Linked DNA regions of Homo sapiens: region 1 is linked to region 2. Evidence: chromatin loops called from intact Hi-C (ENCODE). Cell type or tissue: GM12878. All regions are shown on one strand.

What was found. A loop is a pair of places that touch in the nucleus more often than their neighbours do. Peaks named below come from ENCODE experiments on the same cell type or tissue, not always from the same donor. Only the 100,000 strongest peaks of a DNase experiment are listed, where the experiment ranks them.
Region 1: it touches region 2 in a loop (2.8-fold over the local background); 1 of 110 quality-filtered maps calls a loop at or near these places.

What each region holds. Positions count from the first base shown.
Region 1 is chr4:170,332,084-170,340,083 of GRCh38, forward strand. No RefSeq gene overlaps it. Among named protein-coding and RNA genes, the nearest start is that of LINC02512, 6.7 kb to the right of the region's middle. RefSeq lists enhancers at 4,533-4,672, 6,683-7,882, 7,730-7,779. In GM12878, no CTCF peak of the experiment used is centred here; a DNase peak (open chromatin) is centred at 4,278; H3K27ac peaks cover 1,266 bases.
Region 2 is chr4:170,493,007-170,501,006 of GRCh38, forward strand. No RefSeq gene overlaps it. Among named protein-coding and RNA genes, the nearest start is that of LINC02512, 150 kb to the left of the region's middle. RefSeq lists an enhancer at 4,082-4,391. In GM12878, a CTCF peak has its summit at 4,350 (motif pointing left); DNase peaks (open chromatin) are centred at 4,395 and 5,063; H3K4me3 peaks cover 785 bases.

The DNA of each region.
Region 1 (8,000 bases), 160 kb before region 2:
TTGATGAGAAATTTTAATTTTTTTAAGTAAAATTTGGATTTGCTTAGCATCTCAGGACAGAACATTCTTCATGGATAGAATTCTGTTCTACATGGAAGTGGGCAGATAAATGGGGCAAACTGTGGTGGAATGGCAAAGGAGGTAAGGTTACTTTCCATTGCTCCCGTTTACTTTTTTTTTCATTTACTCCTAAGCACCGTCTCTCTCTTTCATTTCAGGTATTCAGTATCCTGTTAATTGTAATCCGATCTCCCCTGGAGAGAAAATGGTAATTACTTTCAGGTTCATGAATACCAATAATACCAATTGATGTATTTACCTCATTATTTTCTTTGATATGACAGCTACACTAATAGATCAGAACAAAATGTGTCCATGTAGTATCTTGAGTTCATCAAGTCACTTTGCAAGTTATCTCCAATATATTGTGGGTTAGCTATAGCAATATAAGCTAGATGCTGTAGATAGATTAATAATCAAATGTCTGCATTCATAGAATGACTACTAATGAACTGCTGTCAACAAGAAGAAAAAAGTTCGATCGGTGTAAGTGGTAGCTGGGTCCCTTTTCTCTTTACTATGTTCTTAAATGAACACATACAGGCAGGGTGTGGTGGCTCACACCTGTACTCCCAGCACTTTGGGATGCTGAGGTGGGCAATTCACTCAAGCTCAGGAATTTGAGACCAGCCTGGGCAACGTGGTGAAACCCCATCTCTACAAAAAAATACAGAAAATTAGCTGAGCATGGTGGCATGTGCCTGTAGTCCCAGCTACTTGGGAGGCTGTGGTCAGAGAATCACCTGAGTCTATGAGGTAAAAGCTGCAATGAGCAGAGATCAAGCCACTGCACTCCAGCCTGGGTGACAGAGTGGGACCATGTTTAAAAAAAAAAAAAAAGAAAATTAACATACGAAAAATACTTTTTTTTTTTTTTGTATGATGTGCAGCCTAGAAGGAAAGTGAGCAGTGGCATCAGGAGCCACTGAAAAAGTTATCAGACTGGGAAATTGTGTTATGCCTAATAATATTACTTTTATTAAGGATGAAAGTAAAATCCGACACTGGTGAACTCAAATCCCATGAGAGTAGGGACAGACATGGCACAAAGCATGGAAAATGGAACGAGATTTTAACTGAAAATACATTTAATATGAATCATCAATCAGATATGATCGCTATAGAGGCTAGTGCAACTTTGGCTAAATTAATAGAAATGTAGTTTAGAGAATGAGGGAGGCATTATCTTTCTCTTTTCTGTGTGTCAGGCAACACTTTGCTGATTGCTTTTAGTCCTAAGTGCCACAGTTTAAGGGAAAAATGCACAAATTGAGGACAGTTAATGGAAGGGTCTGGGGAAGAAGATGCCATGCTATAGAACTTTAGGAAGCACTGGAGCTATTTAATATGATGAAATGAATGTGCCTGTGTGTATCTGTGTGGTTAGAAGCATGAAATGGGTCAAAGATGGTTACCTGCATTCTATTTAGATCTAACAAATAGAATTAGGAGAATTAGAATTAAAGAGTGCATAGGGCTGGGTGCAGTGGCTCACACCTGTAATCCCAGCACTTTGGGACACAGAAGCAGGAGGATCGCTGAAGGTGAGATCAGCCTGCATAACACAGTGAGGCCCCCATCTCTAAAGAAAAAAAATGAGCCAGACATGGTGGCACATGCCTGTAGTCCCAGTGACTCAGGAGGCTGAAGTGGCAGGATTGTTTGTGCTCAGGAGGTTGAGGCTGTAGTGAGCTGTGATTACGCCACTGCACTCCAGCCTGGGGAACAACAGAGTGAGACCCTGTATCAAAAACAACAACAATGACAAAAAAGCAGAATCAAAGAACGTACTCTAAATGGGGACATTCTTTTGTCTAATAAATCTTAAGGCCAGGCATGTTGGCTCACTCCTGTAATCTCAGCACTTTGGGAGGCCGAGGTGGGTGGATCATCTGAGGTCAGGAGTTCCAGACCAGCCTGACCAATATGGTGAAACCCCATCTCTACTAAAAATATGACAATTAGTTGCACCTGTAGTCCCAGCTACTCGGGAGGCTGAGACAGGAGAATTGCCTGAACCTGGGAAGTGGAGGTTGCAGTGAGCCGAGATGGCGCCACTGCACTCCAGCCTGGGTGACAGAATGAGACTCCATCTCAAAAAAAACAAAACAAAACGAACAAACAAAAAAACTGCCACAAATCTTCAAGAAATTTCCTAGCTGATTTAGGGTAGAACACAGTTCCTTATGCTGGAGATGTGAGCACACATGTCCAAATGATTCCTGTTTACATTTCCAGCTAGAGTTGATGTTCTTTTAGTAAACTTTCAAAATCTCTTTTTAAAATTTTTTGAAAGTTTACTTTCAAGATCTCTTTTTAAAATTTTTTGAAAGTTTACTTTCAAAATCTCTTTTTTAAATTTTTTGAAAATTTACTTTCAAAATCTCTTTTTTAAATTTTTTGAAAGTTTACTTTCAAAATCTCTTTTTTAAATTTTTTGAAAGTTTACTAAAAGAACATCAACTCTAGCTGGAAATGTAAACAGGAATCATTTGGAGATGTGTGCTCACATCTCCAGCATAAGGAACTGTGTTCTACCCTAAATCAGCTAGGAAATTTCTTAAAGATTTGTGAGGGTTTTTTTTTTTTCAAAATCTCTGTTTAAGTGAAGTTACTTTTTTAGTAAATGCTTTTAGTAAACTTTCATAACCTCTTTTCTTAGATGTTTCTTTGCACTTCTGTAAGAAAGTTCATGGCAAGAGCTTGTTTAAGAATGTTTCGGGCCGGGGCACGGTGGCTCACGCCTGTAATCCCAGCACTTTGGGAGGCTGAGGCGGGCGGATCATGAGGTCAGGAGGTCGACACCATCCTGGCTTACATGGTGAAACCCCATTTCTACTAAAAATACAAAAAATTAGCTGGGCGTGGTGGCGGGCGCCTGTAGTCCCAGCTACTCGGGAGGCTGAGGCAGGAGAATGGCGTGAACCCAGGAGGCGGAGCTTGCAGTGAGCCGAGATTGCCTCACTGCACTCCACGTGGACTCCAGCCTGGGCAACAGTGCGACCCTCCATCTCGAAAAAAAAAAAGAATGTTTCTTCTATTACTGGAAGTGCTGACTACATGTCTTATGTTAAAGTTGCTTAAATGATCATATGATTTTTATTGGTAGTATTTAATTACGAGTTCCATTTGTCTTTTCTTTAATAGCCTCATTTAACCTCTGTCACTACAGTTGTTATTGCTATCATATGACTTGTAAGATAATTCCAAATATGTGGATAGAAAGTAAAAGTTTTAATGAGTCACTAAAAGATCCATTTGATGGTTCTTTCATGTTTTTGTCTTGACTTGCAACTCCAGAAGCTGCTCACCTTCATGATTTTGTCTGAAATCTGGATGATCTTTTGCCTGGATAATGGTCAACACTCAATTTGGCTTTGAAGAGTCAGGCCCACAATCTCAATTGTGATATAGAGGAGAGCCCACATTTCTACTCAGATTTTTGCTACAAAAATAGAATTCGTATCTAAAATAATAAAGAATTAATTGATATCTCATATAAGTTGAATCATGCAATATCTGTCCTTCTGTGACTGGCTTATTTTACTTAGCATAACTCCCTCTAGGTTCATCTATTTCACCTATATGATGTATCTAAGATACTTAAACGCATAGAAGCTGAAAATAGGATGATGGTTGCTAGAGGTTGTCAGGAGGGGAAGAATGGGGAATTGTTGCTTAACAGGTATAAAATTTCAATTATGAAAGATGAATAAGTTCTAGAAATCTTCTGTACAACACAGTGACTATAGGTAACAATATGGTATTAGACACAGTAATTTGTTAAGAGGATAAATCTCAAGTTGACTGTTCTTATCACAAAAAAAACAACATAAAAGACAATGACAAAAACAAAACATAAAAGAATACAAGGGCATTTTGGGAGGTGATAGATATGTTTAATAACTTGATTTCAGTGATGGTATCTCTGGCTGCATGAATTGGTCCAAACTGATCAAACTTGCAGTATGGTTTTTCTGTATATTAATTATACCTCAATAAAGCTGTTAAAAATTAATTCATGCTGATATAAACTTTAAAAAATTTGAGATGCAATTAAAATACAAGATTTAAAGAAATGTGAACACTGGTTGAAAATTGGTGAGAAAACATCTAATTCTGCCAGTCATCTCTGTTTCTCATTTATGTCATGCTACTTCTATCTAGATCAGAGCAAACTCATTCTGAAACTGTCTTGATTTTAGCTTCTGTCTTTCCAGGACCCATCGCCAGGAGCTGCTTTCCACTTATAGACACAAGTGGCTCACTCACTCTTCTAGGTGTTAGCTAGCAGGGGCAGAGCTTTCTCAGGTATTTTAGCATTCGTTGTGTTGGAAGGTCTCTGCTATGTTCCTGAAAATTCATTTTATCCCCTTTTTCCTTTGCTACATAGAAAGAGGAAGAAACCGTTATGTAGATTGTTCTGTGTGAATCCTCTTATGATTTTTATCACCATAAAACCTTTATGATTTTATCACCAGCTTCCCTGCAGTTTCATTTCACTTTTTTTTTTTACCTTATTAGTGTGTTATTGTTAATTTAAAAATAAAGAGATGACTCACTCATTAAACACTGCTCTGCTGGTTTAATGTTCCCCTAGCAATGGTCCTAAAAGGTTTCCAGATCATTTACAAACCTACATCTGATTCAATCTGATTTTAGTTACAGTCTGAGCTTATTATTACATACATTTTAAAGCATATTTAAACATAGCATCATTTGTAGTTTAAAAACAGAGATGTAAAATAACTTTGAAAAGAGGAAACTGAAGCTTTGTAATCATGTAGATACACTACCTGAATGGCTTACTGATAATTTCACTTTTTAAGTACATTTTACTAAAATTAGTCCGGATGTTTTTGTTTGGTTTGTAAGGTGTATAACTAAGTGTCAGTTCCTTAAGGGAGTTCAGTCCTCATGGAGTTTATAATCAAGTAAGAGAGTCAGGTGAAATGATGAAATGAAAACACTCATCAAATATAAATGACGTTCTTTAAATGCACCTCTGTTAGACTGACTCACTGAAATCAAACCTTGCCATTCCCTAGGGAACATTTTCTAATTTATGGCCAGGACATGCTGAATGCTCACAGCTAGTAGATTATTTTTTACTAAGTCTGCAGTGAGGCACCTGCTTGCCAAGAATTAGTTGTTGGTTCCCAAACCTATTTATGACAGTTGTATTTATTTTGGTAATAATATATTACAAGCAAATATTATAGAAACTAACGACATTGTGAATAAAAGAGTGTCTTATTTCTATGAAGACTAAGTTGAAGTCTTTGGAAAGGTTATAATAAAGGTAATAAAAATAATCAAATTATGTGTGGGCAAGATGACTACAAAAGATTAGAGAAAATCTTAAATTTTCAAAAGGTTATATACTCTGATTATTGTAAGAATCTTTAGATTTCCATTGTATTTAAATAAAATACTAAAGCCTAAGGATTACTGCAAATAAGATGTCTTAAGACTTCAACCAGCAGATTCATTCTTTAATTAAAAAAAGCCTTTGTTATATATAAGTACATTGGCAAATGTATACATTTTTAGATAAAATAAAAAAATTAAAACCTATATGTTTTTGACTTATCCTTTTAACAAACTTTTAAAATTAACTTACTATTAGCTTTGCCCATGTATGCTAAGAGGACTTTTACAATGACAAGTAAGAAGAATACATTGATGATACCTGTTTTGGTCCAGACATTTCCAGAGCCATGGAATAGCATGAAAAAAAAAAAATCTTCGAAATATAATTTATTCCTTCGAATTGGAGTCAAACTTAGAAGCATCCATCAATGGATGAAAGGATAAAGAAAATATGGCATATATAGACAATGTAATACTATTCAGTCTTAAAAAAGAAGAAAATTCTGGCGTTTGTGACAACATGGATGAACATGAAGGACATTAGGTTAAGTGAAATAAGCCAGGCATAGAAAGACAAATACTGGCTGGGCGTGGTGGCTCACACCTGTAATCCCAGCACTTTGGGAGGCCAAGGCGGGCAGATCACGAGATCAGGAGTTCGAGACCAGCCTGGCCAACATAGTGAAACCCCGTCTCTACTAAAAACTGGGCATGGTGGTGGGTGCCTGTAATCCCAGCTATTCAGGAGGCTCAGGCAGGAGAATCACTTGAAACTGGAAGGTGGCGCTTGCAGTGAGCTGAGATCGTGCCACTGCACTCTAGCCCAGGCAACAAGAGCAAAACTCTGTCAAAAAAAAAAAAAAGAAAAAGAAAGAAAGAAAGAAAGGAAGAAAGAAAGAAAGAAAGAAAGAAGAAAGAAATATAAATACTGCATGATCTCACTTATATGTGGAATCAAAAAAAGTTGAATTCATGGAAGTAGAGTACAATGGTGCTTACCAGAGGCTGGAGGGAGGTAGGTGGAATGGGGAGATGTTCAAAGGGTACAAAGTTTCAGTTAGACAGGAGGGATATGTTTTAGAGATTTATTGCACAGCATGGTGACTGTAATTAATAATGCATTGTGTATTTCAAAATTGTTTTAAAATGTAGATTTTAAATGTTCTTACTGCGAAAAACAGTATGTGAGGTGATAGATATGTTAATTAACTTGATTTAATTATTCTTATGTAAACCTATATCAAAACATCACATTGTACCTCATAAAATATATAAAATATTACTCATCAATTAAAAAATAGGTTCAAAGAGTTACTGTGAAGGCTTTGGTTGATAGTTTTCAAAGTCTTTTCATAATAATGATCTCATGTGGAATACAGAAGGACTCCTTCAACAGTTCACAGGAAAACAGCTGTGTGTTTCACAGGGAGGTAGGTCCTTTTAAGTTTGAAATGGAGTTACGTTGGTGGTGGGTGATTTGTTCTGAACGTAAATCTGGGATTGTTCCTAGATTATTAACTCCTCAATGACAGATGTTATTGTGTTTCTCTTGGCAAGTGGCAAAAGTGTTAAACGAGATTCATGAGAATTCCACGTTTAAGCATTATTAGCTTGACTCACTCAATGTCACCACTGTCAGCTGGATACAATGGGTAACACCTTCTTATATGGCAGTCTTGTTTTGAGATTGAGACAATGCAATAGAGATTAACATGAAAGACAGAAAGTCCTATGTACAATGATGTGTTTTATCTGCTGGGACTGGGGTCCGGTAGACATTTGACAACTTTTGTCCACACACAGATTTCAGAGAGGATGTTTCTTTGTTGTGTCCTGTCAACATATATGAGACAAACTGCAGATTCGTCTTAAGGGAGCTGAACATTAATTCATTGATAGCCCACTTTTTTCTTCCAACCTAGTGAGGCACAGTATTATTGTAGGGCATAATAAATTCCTCTTCAAAGGTTTTAGCCTGTAAATTGTTAAGTACAATGAGTTCTGAGATCCTCTCCAAAGAACCAATGTATCAGTATGTTCACCTCCCCTGTTCTTTGTTCTTCATTTGAAAGTTTAACTTCCTCATTCTCTTTGTCTCCTTGCCCCTAGTTTCAGCAAACAACCCCCTCCTAGCCTCTATCACCTGCTCCATTCTGAGTCACCCCTGGTCATCTGCTCTGACCTGAGTCATCCTGAGTCACCTGTTCTGTAACCGTCCTTTCCACTAAACTACTCACCCCACCACTCCAGCTTGTACCTCTGCTCTCTTTAAAATAGCCAATCAGAGTTAGCTTAGACTGTGCAGTCCAACCCTAGCCAATAGGTGAATGACACAGCAGTGGGGGCTACCTGCGTCAGGGATAAGAACTCCTTCCCCTCCCTTGTTCAGGTGTGCTTTGGCCATTACTCCATTCACGAGTTGCACCCTTCTATAGAAGTAAAAATTGCCTTGCTGAGAAAATTAAATTTATGTTTCAGTGCTATTTCTTTTGTGGCACTGAAAATTTGTTTCTCACACTATTTTCTCTATCTAGCTAAAAGAAAGAGTAGTCTGAATTGTCATTACT
Region 2 (8,000 bases):
AAATCCTTCCTATCTTGCAGTTTTTCACCTAGTTTGGAAAATTTTTTAAAGTTATATTTTTATCTTTTGGGGGGTTATAAACAGGGTCTTGCTATATTTCTGGCTGTATATATTCTATGTAGTAGGCCTGCCTTGAACTCCTGGCCTCAGGTGATACTCCTGCCGTTGCCTCCCAAAGTGCTGAGATTACAAGTGTAAGCCAAGACTATTTCCAGCCAAAATTGGATTTCTTATGCATCCACTTTATATATAAAACACATAATCTACACTTATAAAAATTATTTGGTCAGAGACCTCTCCTATGACACACTTAAAGCATCCTTCAACAACCACCTAAGAGCAAACCACTTAAGAGCACCTGCATCCTTTGCTCCTGTACTTGACTCCCTCCATATTTTCTTTTCTTTTAGAATGTACTGTGTTTTAGAATAGTCTCACTATGTACTGGTCAGCATTTTATCCTTATCTATGTTATTCCAGGTTATTTGATGCAGAAATTGATGAGATATTCTAGGCTGACATGAGATTGTGTTTTATATACACCTAGATGATATACTAGACTGCTTACTCCAGTACTCCAGTACTTGGACACTAGAAAAACTGCTAGACTTCCCAAAGCTGTGATGTCCCCTTCACTCATTCAAAATTTATGATTCAACATCACTGAGGCTAGTGATGCTTTTTTCTTCTTGAACTATGTGACTAAATTTAGGGGAAATTTTATCCTTCTCACCATTTCCTTGAGTTTATAAAAACCAAAAATATTTTAAAAACCACATCATTATCTTGCCTGACACAGAAAAGCCTTTGATAAAATTTAACAATGCTTCATGTTAAAAACTCTCAATAAACTAGGTAATGATGGAACATACCTCAATATAATAAGAGCAATTTATGACAAATCCACAGCCAATATCATACTGAATGGGCAAAAGCTGGAAGAATTCCCTTTGAAAACCAGCACAAGACAAGGATTCCCTCTGTCACCACTCCTATTCAACACAGTATTGGAAGTTCTGGCCAGAGCAATCAGGCAAGAAAAAGATATAAAAGGTATTCAAATAGGAAGAGAGGAAGTCAAGTTGTCTCTGTTTGCCAATGACATGATTCTATATCTAGAAAACCCCACTACATCAGCCCAACAGCTTCTTAAGCTGATAAGCAACTTCAGCAAAGTCTCAGGATACAAAACCAATGTGAAAAAAATCACAAGCATTCCTATTCACCAACAATAGACAAGCAGAGAGCTAAATCATCAATGAACTCCCATTCACAATTGCTACAAAGAAAATAAAATACCTAGGGATACAGCTAAGAAGAGAAGTGAAGGACCTCTTTAAGGAGAACTACAAACCACATCTCAAGGAAATCAGAGGACACAAACAAATGGAAAAACATTTCATGCTCATGGATAGGAAGAATCAACATTGTGAAAATGGCCATACTGCCCAAAGTAATTAATGGATTCAATGGTATTCCCATTAAACTATCATTTATATCCTTCACAGAATTAGAAAAAAAAAACTACTTTAAAATTCATATGGAAGCAAGAAAGAGCCCGTAAAGCCAAGACAATCCTAAGCAAAAAAGAACAAAGCTGGAGGTATCATGCTACCTGACTTTAAACTATACTACAAGGCTACAATAGGCAAAATAGCATGGTACTGGTACAAAAACAGACACACAGAGCAATGGAGCAGAACAGAGACCTCAGAAAAAAGACCACACATCTACAACCATCTGATCTTCAACCAATCTGACAAAAACAATCAATGGGGAAAGGATTATCTATTTAATAAATGGTGCTGGGAGAACTGGCTAGCCATATTCAGAAAATTGAAACTAGACCATTTCTTTACACCTTGTACAAAAATTACCTCAAGATGAATTAAAGACTTAAATGTAAAATCCAAAACTATAAAAAGCCTAGAAGAAAATCTAGGCAATGCCATTCAGGACATAGGCATGGGGCAAAGATTTCATGACAGAAACATTAAAAACAATTGCAACAAAAGCAAAAATTGACAAATGGTATCTAATTAAAATAAAGAGCTTCTGCACAGCAAAATAAACTGTCATCAGAGTGAACAAACTACAGAATGTGAGAAAATTTTTTTTGCAATCTAGACATCTGATAAATGTCTAATATCCACAATCTACAAGGAACTTCAACAAATTTACAAGAAAAAAAAGAACCCCATTAAAAAGTGGGCAAAGGACATGAACAGACACTTCTGAAAAGAAGACATTTATGTGGCCAACAAACATATGAAAAAAAGCTCAACATCACTAATCATTAGATAAATGCAAATCAAAACCATAATGAGATACCATCTAATGCCAGTCAGAATGATTATTAAAAAGCTAAGAAACAACAGATGCTGGTGAGGCTGTGGAGAAATAGAATGCTCTTACACTGTTGGTGAGAGTGTAAATTAGTTCAACCATTGTGGAAGATGATGAGGCAATTCCTCAAAGACTTAGAATCAGAAATGACATTTGACCCAGCAATCCCATCACTGGGTACATACCCAAAGGAATATAAATCATTCTTTTATAAAGATACCTGCATGTGTATGTTCATTGCAGCATTATTGAGCAAAGACATGGAATTAACCCAAATGCCCATCAATGATAGACTGAATAAAGAAAATGTGGTACATACACACCATGGAATACTATGCATCCATAAAGGGGGATGAGATCATGTCCTTTGCAGGGACATGGATGGAGCTGGAAGCTATTATCCTCAGCAAACTAATGCAGAAACGGAAAACCAAACACTGCATGTTCTCACTTATAAGTGGGAGCTGAACAATGAGAACACATGGACACAGGGAGGGGAACAACACACACTGGGGCCTGTCAGAGGGTAGGGTTGGGGGAGCTATCAGGAAGAATAGCTAATGGATGCTGGGCTTAATACCTAGGTGATGTGTTGGTAGGTACAGCAAAGCGCCATGGCGCATGTTTACCTATGTAACAAAACCATCCTTCATTATCCCAGAACTTAAAAATAAGTGTCTTAATAAAATAGAATAGGTCTGATAATTAAAAATATTTTTAAGTGTTGCCATCACTATCTTTTTAACTTTTAAGATTCAGGAAGTACATTTGCAGGTTTGTTATATGAATATATAGCATGACACTCAGATTTGGGGTATGATTGATCTCATCACCTAGGAAGTGGTGATAGCACCCAATAGGTAACTTCAACACTTGTTCCCCTCCCTTTCTCCTCTTGTATTCTCCAGGGTCTGTTGTTCCATCATTATGTCCATGTGTGCCCAGTGTTTAGCTCTCACTTATAAGTAAAACATGTGGTACTTGGGTCTCCATTTCTGTTAGTTTGCTTAGGATAATGGCCTCCAACTGATTCCATGTTGCTGCAGATGACATGATTTCATTCTTTTTTATAGCTGCATAGTATTATTCCATGGTGTCTACATACCACATTTTTTTTTTAGTCTACCCACCATTGATGGGCATTTGGGTTGATTCCATCTTTTTGTTATTGTGAATAGTCCCTTCACATTTTCTTTTAGGAGAAAAGAGTTGATCTTAAAAGGCAGATTTATTCTTTCATAGATAAAAATTGTGTGCTGTTAGCCATATTCTTTAGATGAGCAATAACTTGTAGAATATATATTTTAAAATGTGTAGATGTTCTTGTTTTTAAACAAAGATTTGTTGATATACTTTAATTTCAGTCACTAAGTCCACGTTTTAGTTTAACCATAATTTTAAAAGGGCTATTTTATACTGCCATTTACAACACTTGCATATAACTTCTCTTATTCTTTCCTCATTCTCAGCTATGTAAAATGTTTTGCAGTTTTAAAAAGAGTGTCTTTAATAATATCCAGTATTACCTAATAAACACTTTATTATAATAATCAGAAAGATCATCTCTTAAAAAATATTCCTTAAGTCTATCATTTCATTCACTCAAATCAGTTCAAACTGTTGCCCCCCCACCATGGGTACATTTACTACCTAATAGTGTTTTCCAAAGTACTATTAATATTTTCTGATTATGCAGCAGAAATCTACAATGTCCCTGGAGTCACCAAACCTGCCTTAATTGATGTGTGCGCAAGGTAAGCTAAAATCAGACACGCATTTATCACAGCTGAAGTATTTTCTTCTATTTTAGGCTGAAGTGTGCGGGAGAGGACAAGTGCCGCTCCAACTCCCTCACATTTGCAGGCAGTCTGCATGCGTGGGAGTCTCCATCACTCACAAGGTCACGGAATCAGGAGAAAAAGGGACCAGAGCCGTGTGTGCCCGCTCCAGCTTCCCTACCCTCGCTTCTCGTCAGTGTTCTTTCCTCTCTTCTGGTCACAGAGTGCCACCAACTGTCCCCCTGATGGCTTCCTGGATTTCTGTGAACTGATCTAAGCCTCACTTTCACTTTGTTCTACGGAGGGCTTTTTCAGTCGATCTCCTCTGATTCTTCCCTGCTCACCTCCTCACCAGAAAAAAACATAAGTGACGGGTGAGAGAATGGTAATAAAATATTCTTTTCTGTCTTTTTCAAAGGCAAGGTAGTAGATTCACAAGGTCAGAGTTCTGCATTTTTTTCCTAAAGGACTTCGATTAAGTTCCTTGAGGTATCTGCAGTGAAATAAGTATCAACTGAAAGCTTTATGGTTTTTGAAACTTTACATTACTTTTTCTCCTACAGCAGCTTCATTAAGCCCGCTTGCTATTTACCTCTGACTTGCCACCCTGTAGGGCTGTGGAAAGGAATTAAATTAGACCTAATTAGATACTGGAAGCTGCTTCATATTCCATTAATAAAAGGCTTCCTACTTGGAGAAAATGGGATTTAAAATGTGTGAAATAAGCATATTATAGAGCTGTTCACTCACTGGCTCAATGCCACATCAGCTTTTTAGTGCTACTGTTTCTAGATAGGAAATAGGGAACTGCACAAAAGTACAGGCAACTGCCTATATTGGTATAGTATGAAACATGTTCCAAACTTCTTTGTCTATAAATCTCTTTCCCAAGGACTCTAAAATTCTCTCCTTTCTTGATTTGCATGATTGAGACAGTGAAGTCAACTCTTAGACAATGATATTTGGGCACATTTAAAATACATAGGATCAGTCATTTAGCTTAAATGTGCTGATGAGAATAACCGGCCTCGAGGGAAAAAGACAAAATACTATAAATTTTATGAGATTAGACCAAGCATGGAATCAGAAAGTGTTAGTTTTGAAGAGACTCTGGAAAAGGGTAGCCTGGTAACAAAGAAGCTGACGACCTTGAATGTTTTTGAGAAGAGAATATTCAACATGAGTTGGAGAGGAAGCAGCTGCTACCGCTACATATTCCACTGGGCAGTTATTCAATCTAGTCATTTTCATGTGCATTTAAAAAGTATCTTTATGGTCAATTTTGTCTGAGTTTTTTTTGTTACCAATAATGGGGGTGAATTTGACACTGCTTCCAAAATTTGGTAAGTTACCAGGAGAGGAAACTGGAAGTTGTTTGAGGTCAGAAAAAGATCAAGAAGGAAGAATAGAAACATTGATTAGCATCAGGCATTCAATGAAGGCTTGTTGAGGAAAAGACAGATGAAAGGCAGAAAAAGGAATGAAGGGAAGAAGGAAGGAAGAGAGGAAGGAAGGAAGGAAAGGAAGAAAAAAAGAAGGAAAGAAAGAAGAGAGAGAAGAGAAAAGAGGAGAAGAAAAGAGAAGAGAGAAGAAAGAAGAGAGAAGAGAAGGGAAATAATTCAAACTCAAAGGGCAGTGTTAGTGGCCACAGCAGAAATGGAAATGAAGGTGAATTCAGCGAGAGTTAGAGGCCAGATCCTGTAAACCTAGTATAAAAAAGGCAAAGTAAGCCTTTTCTTTCCCAAATACAATCTGGCAGTAAACCGTCCAAAGTGAGGCTCAGCTGGTGGAGGCTGAGGGGCTGTGTGGGGGACCTGGAACTATGACTTACTGCGTTCTCCTTGACAGCTCCCTGAAGCAGAACTCCGAAATCCCAGAGCTCTGTGAGACTCCATTAAAACTCACTGAATAAGTTTTTTTTCCCTAAGATTATTTGAGACCAGTCTTGCTTTCCTTTAGGATTCAGTAAACACTTGTTTCTATGGCAAAGAGTGCTGTGTCTCAAGTTCATAAACATATTTCTATCACTATTTTAAAGGGTTAGATTCCTAAAAGAGGGATTGTGACGGCATATAATTAACATTAGTTTATCCATAACTGTTAGCTTATATTTAGACAACTAAAATCCCAAAGCCTTTTTATATACTGTACTGCCAAATCAGCTCTCCCTCAGTTGGTGTTTGCATAATGAATACTTTGATCATAAATGGAAGTTTTGCTACCAATGGAGCAACTGGACAATGTGGCTTGAGTATTTGAAAACAATAACCCTTCTAATAGTTTCCTCCAAAATCAGGCATAGTGTTACCCCAAATCAGGTAATGTGGAAAACTACATGACTTTCTGGTTAGGGTGGCCCCACATCACTCCCTGCAGAGAGCAGAGGTGTATACTTGTTCTCTGCAGGCACAGAAATCCTGAATGAAGAGCAACAAGATAAGAAGGGTCAGGGCTATAGATGCCTCATTCTTCCGTCAATTCCACCTGTCAGGTAAATCACTTCCTTTCCTTTCAGAACTGACTTAAGTGGAAAAGAGAGGCTGGAGTAGAATTCTGATGGGGTCTTTCCACATAGAGACATAATGCCATGATAAAGGAAGTTCTCCCTGCTAGATTGATCTTGAATAGGAGCTCAGACATGAGGCTGGTGGTAGGGAGTGGAAGTGGAGTCAGCCCAGAGAAGGAGGCATTTTGTTACCTAAGGGGAGGAGAGACAGCACACTGACAAATATGAGGGTCTTTATTTAGGATTGTGTCACTCACGTACATCTCCAGAATAATATTCTACTAGCTGTAGTCTTACGTTAGGTCCCCATAGTTGCCCAACTGTGTCCTTATCTGGGCCTGGCTTTCTAGGTATTGCCAGTCCTGTAGTTATCCAATCTTGAGCATAATGGATCTATTTATTTTGAAATACCCCCAAGGTTACGTACAATAACGTATTCCTGAGTGCTTCTAGGGATGCAGACTTCACAAATCTTTATTTTTGGAAGTTATCATACATGTTTTTTCCCTTGAAATTTTGACATTTCTGTTTTCCACTGTTGTTTCAGAGGCTGCTAAAGTATCACTTTCTTACTCCATACCCTAAATGAAGTTGATATAGAATGGAACACTTAAATGCTTTTAAGGCTTAACTTCCATAACATTAATTGACTTTAATCTATATGGGCAATATTTACCTGTAATTACTTTAAATCAAAATAATGTGAGCACTTGACAAAATATCCACTACTATATCATGAATGGCTTTTGATAAAAGGACCACTCTCCTGCTTTATACCTCCTAATCTTCCCACTCCCCAGAAGCAACAACTTTTTATCATTTATGTTTTCAGCTTCTTTGTGGCTGCCTCCATAACTCTAGATAATGTTTACACCACTGTTTCTGAACTTAATCTCTTTAAACAGAATCCCATGCCTTAATGCCTTCCTACCTTGAAAGATGAAAATTTAGCTCATCTCTTCTTGGCCCACATTCTTCTCCATGTTCTTGCTACTTTTACTGTTGCTTTCGTTTCTAGTTTACTTATGTAACTGTAACTAGCTGTATTTCTTGTTCCCATCATTTTAATCAACAAGTGATGCCATTTTATAGGAGATGATGACTTCCTTCCCTATTGCCTATTTCCTATTACTTTTTACATTGTTAGGGATGTTAACACTTTCTATAAATCTGTAATTCTTTGTATTATGAGTTGACTATGAATGTTAAAAATCAATAGCTTTTATGTGATTTTTGCCTACACAAGATAATATCGTTCATATTTTCAATATCTTTGGCTTTTGTTTTATAATCATAGGTTTTTGTAAAGTTTTTCTTCTAGTTCATTTCATAAGCATATTTTTAACCTTTTAGTGTTTGTTCCCTGTTCT